Regions from separate parts of the Homo sapiens genome. Here region 1 is linked to region 2. Evidence: read pairs that join two places in POLR2A ChIA-PET (ENCODE). Cell type or tissue: Caco-2. All regions are shown on one strand.

The links. ChIA-PET counts read pairs that join two places held together with the same protein. Peaks named below come from ENCODE experiments on the same cell type or tissue, not always from the same donor. Only the 100,000 strongest peaks of a DNase experiment are listed, where the experiment ranks them.
Region 1: POLR2A ChIA-PET joins it to region 2 with 5 read pairs; 4 of 35 experiments call an interaction of 5 or more read pairs at or near these places.

Annotation. Positions count from the first base shown.
Region 1 is chr17:58,386,680-58,389,179 of GRCh38, forward strand. All of the region lies in intron 2 of RNF43 (ring finger protein 43), which reads right to left. Among named protein-coding and RNA genes, the nearest start is that of RNF43, 30 kb to the right of the region's middle. In Caco-2, no CTCF peak of the experiment used is centred here; a DNase peak (open chromatin) is centred at 1,312.
Region 2 is chr17:58,468,058-58,470,557 of GRCh38, forward strand. The region is part of intron 2 of HSF5 (heat shock transcription factor 5); the gene reads right to left. Among named protein-coding and RNA genes, the nearest start is that of HSF5, 19 kb to the right of the region's middle. In Caco-2, no CTCF peak of the experiment used is centred here; no DNase peak of the experiment used is centred here.

The DNA.
Region 1 (2,500 bases), 81 kb before region 2:
TATTAAAATCCTATATATCCTTCAAGGGCAAGTTCATATGCTACCTCTTCCATGAAGAATCTCTTCTTCTTCATCTGAAATGCCCCAAATATCTCGTTTGTATCTATGTGTGGTAATTTTCACCTTTTGCTTTATATTCTTTTTTTTTTAATAAACAGAGATGGGGTCTTGCTATGTTGCCCAGACTGGTCTCAAACTTCTGGCCTCAAGTGATCTTCCTGCCTTGGCCTCCCAAAGTGCTGAGATTACAGGTGTGAGCCACCATGCCTGGCCTATACTCTCACTTACTAAATTGAGGGCAGGGGTTTCTTTATAATCCCGCATAGCACAATGCTCTAACATAAAAGGCAGTCAATAAATGTGTGCTAAATTAATGTTGAAAACGTGAGCTTTTGGTCTCCCAGGTCCACTTTGGTCCATTTCTTTGTGATTCGTACTTCACACTAAGCACTCGTTAGAAACAACCTCTGGAGGGATATCAGAATTTCAAACAATGTTAACAGAGAAGCTGAGTCAGTCTGGGATTAAGTTCAGTCCTAGTTCAGCCAAAAGGAATTGTCTGGACCCTGTTCCTGCTTGAGGAGATATCATAATTGGGCAGCTTGTGTGAGCCATGGGAACACACTTGAATACATTTACATGAGAACATATTTGTCTTAGAAATAGGTACGCCAAAGTGCATGACACCTGGCTGGGTGCGGTGGCTCACACCTGTAATCCCAGCACTTTGGGGGACCGAGGCAGGCAGATCACTTGAGGTCAGAAGTTCGAGACCAGCCTGGCCAACATGGTGAAACCCCATCTCTACTAAAAATACAAAAATTAGCCGGGCATGGTGGCAGGTGCCTGTAATCCCAGGTACTCAAGAGGCTGAGGCAGGAGAATCAGGAGAATCGCTTGAACCTGGGAGGCAGAGGTTGCAGTGAGCCAAGACTGTGCCACTGCTCTCCAGCCTGGGCGACAGAGAGAGACTCCATCTTCAAAAAAAAAACAAAAAAACAAAGTGCAGGACACCTATAAAAGTCAACTACTATTAGATTGACAATGACAATGGCTTCACTGAAAACAAAAGCAGATCCAAAAAGTTCCGAATAGTTCTGAATATGGCTCAGCTAAGATATAACTATCTTACTCTGGCTTTCATCCAATACATTTCCTCTTGGCCCAGTTAGCAAATGGGTAATTATATGACATCAGCCACCATGGGGTGGCTGGGACATAAGGTGGCTTCATGGTGCCATATAATGTGGCACCAAGTTTCTTAATCACCAACCACAGGTGCATCAACTCTTCCCCCCACCACACACACCCCCTCCATAAAACCACCTTATCTGATATTTCTGTTGACACAGTGACTATGCTTCAGGCACTTTCCTTTGCTTCTTCTTAATGTTTGTTCGGGTGGGTACCTCTGTGCAGATGCCTATAAATGAGTTCTTAGGGTATAGGAGTAACCACCCAGTCATCAGGCCATACTTTTGTTTTTAGGCAGGCTTAACTCAGAAAGTAGCAGCATATGTAATTGCTAAGCCAAAACCTACCTGAAATACTTCAGAGGCTAAGCCCCTTTCCTAGCCAAATACCTAACTACTAGAGTTGCTCTCTGTCAGTAAGTTGATTCCTTGCCTGCACATTATCAGACCTGTTTCTGGAGCCATCTTTCTCCCTAAAATGACAGCTGCTACAGTTTCCCCCAAACCCTTTGTGACACGGCATATCAATGGCTCCCAAGTGATCCTTGTCAAGAAACAGAGACTCACTTCATGTGACCACTGAGTACAATGCTGGATGGGCATGCACAGAGATTTCCCTCACAGGTACATCAGAATGGGTCTGAAATATGGCCTCTTACTTGGCAAGTATTTGATGAGCACCTATCTTCTTCCCAAAACTGTTAGGTCCAACCCAGGAGGTACATTCTCACTGGGGAGATGACATATACACAAAGTAAATGGTGGTACAAAACGACATTGTATCAAAGGCCACATTGTGTGGTAAAGCCAATAGGTCCTACAGGATTTGTCAAGGAGATGGATCTTAAGCTCACCCTTAAAGACAACAGAATTTGGACAGGAAAAAAATAGCCACAGGATCTAGTCCACTGGGATCTGTCAAATGGATTTTTCAAACTTCTGAGCTTACTTGAGAAGAAACCAGGAGCCAGGTGAGAGAAAAAGTAAGGTTCTTGAGCAGTTTCTCTCAAGTCTTCAGGGTACAGGAAGACTTGTCTGACTGAAAAAATAGATCTGCAAAGATAGCTTGGATAGCTGAGGTAGGATCAAATTACAAAGGCTACTGCATGCCAAGATGAGAGTTAGAGCTTGCTCTCATATGCAAAAAAGGAATCATCCTAAATTCTTCAGGGGATCTCATTATCAAAACAATACTGTAAGCAGAGCAATTTAATAGCAGAGTAAACTAGTGCAATGAAGAGAAAACTAGTGGTAGGAAAATCAATTAGAGAGCTGTTCCAGTAATCTAGTACTGCACGATCAGAGCT
Region 2 (2,500 bases):
AAGTGACAGAGTCAGTAATTAAACTCCAAAGCACACGCTCTTTAATATACCACAATACAGCGAGGCATGGTGGCTCACTCCTGTAGTCCCGGCACTTTGAGAGGCTGAGGCAGGTGAATCCCTTCAGCCCAGGAGTTTGAGACCAGCCTAGGCAACACGGTGAAACCCCGTCTCTACAAAAAATACAAAAAACAGCCAGGCTTGGCGGCACATGTTTGTAGTCCCAGCTACTCAGGAGGCTCAGGTGGGAGGATCACTTGAGCCCAGGAGGTAGAGGCTGCAGTGAGCCATGATTGTGCCACTGCACTCCAGCCTGGGTGACAGAGTAAGACTCTATGTACAAAAAAAATTTACATATATATATATCTCACAATAATTCCCTAAGCTAAACCCTGTTCCTGAAATGTAACATTTGTAGTTTTACTAGAATTCTACTTGCCGAATATCTTTAAAGGTGTCTTTATCAATAAGGTGGCAACTCTCCCTTTTTATGTCCACATTTTTCATATTTTGAGTGTGCTAATCTCATTATTTAATCTTTAAAGGTAAATTGACCTAAGAATTTTTAAAAAATAGCCGAAATGCTTCCCTATTTCTCCATGACTATTGATTCTTGAAACATCAGAAGTTCATGAAGATATACTAGAAATAAATATTTTCTCTTTGTATCATGAGCAATTTAACCATTAAATTTTGCACACAGAAAGAAAACTTGAAATAATGGGCAAAATTATAGTTCAGACATAAATATAAAGGTTATTTTTTGGATGACTTTTTTTAACAATTTTGGTGACTTTAAAAGGCCATATATTACTAAGATTGCCTCATAAAATTCAAGCTGTTATCATTTCCAATACAGGTTAGCTGAACAGTTCTTAGATTTGATCCTTTGAAGGTTATTCAAATATATATTTTAAATGTTTTGGATTTGAATTTGATTTCCCAAAGTATTTGACAGCACAAATATCCTAGGAAATAAATTGAATCCAAATAGCTAAACACCAAGCAGGATCTGCAGAGCTTGCCAAAACTCGGGAAGGGAAAAAAAAAAAAAAAAGCTTTTTCCCCTAGAGTTATAGCAGCTAAGGAAAATCTAGCCACCCAGAAGTAGAGAAAGACTTAGGAGCTGCAGGTCCATTCCATCGGGGTACCAAAAAGCTGTGTTTCATTACAAATAAATCAATAAAAGGATTAGCTTTATTGTTCGGAAGTTTCTGACTCCATTGGTTACACATTTTGAATAGGTGTAAAAATGTACTTTAAAATAAATTTCTCAGAGAAATAAACTACAATATATAACAGAGAATATGTTAATATATTTTTGATAGCTTGATAGCTGAGTTAGTATCTCAGGAAACAGCGAAAAAGTAAATGTTCTTTAAAGTATCCAGTAACAAATGGAAAGTAAAACAGTACCTGTATGAAGAAAATGAGGATTTGAATAGATTATACTCCAAAAAGATTCCTCAATGGCTATTCCTTACCACTGTAGTCCTATTTTGTATAGTCAACAAAATAGAACAAAGTATTAGTAAGTTTACTGAATATGAAAACCTAGGCATAGAAATTTGACTATGTGCCTAGTATATGAAAAAATAATCAACTGTGCATTATGAAAGCACTGACATTTATAAAACTTAGTTTATCACTATGTCCTAAGATACATTCATCTGCACAAAGAACTTTCAGTGTCTTCCTGAAGGCAGTGTTCAGTTGAGGCATTAAATTCCATGTAGAAAGAAAAACTGAAAATAATTAAAAGAATTCCATTTCAGATATAAATATAGGCATTAATGACATTTTCAAAAAATGTCTAAGTAATAAAAAAATGTTAAGCCAGAGTTACTAAAAATTATTGCTCCCGCTATAGGTGAGGCAAACAAGTTAATATACTTTATCCTATGGAAGTGATTCAAATATAGAATTAAAATACTTAGAATTTGAATCTACTCCAGAATAGTATAATGTCAACAGTGAGAAAATACCCAATAATATAAATGCTCAAAAGAAAAAGCATTATAATAGTATATTTAATTTCAAGATAAGTTCCTATGGCAACTAGAACCCCAGTATCTCCTCATTTATGGTGAGGTAAAGAAAAGGTCTTCTGAGTTTATACCCCAAAGTGAAAGCAGGCATTTGAAAAGGTATCTGTACACCCATGTTCAACACAGCAAAATTTACAACAGCCAAAAGATGGAAGCAACTCAGTATCCATCAACAGATGAGTGGATGAACAAAATGTGTTACACATATACAATGGAGTATTATCCAGCCTTTAAAAGGAAGAAAATTCTGACACATACTACAATATAGATGAATCTTAAAGACATTAAGTGAAATAAGCCAGTCATGAAAGGACAAATATTATACGATTCCTCATGTAAGGTTCCTAGAAAAGTCAAATTCATAAAAACAAAAAATAAATTAGAGATTACCAGGGGTTGGGGGAAACTATTGCTTAATGGGTACCAAGTTTAATTTGGGTGATGAAAAGTTT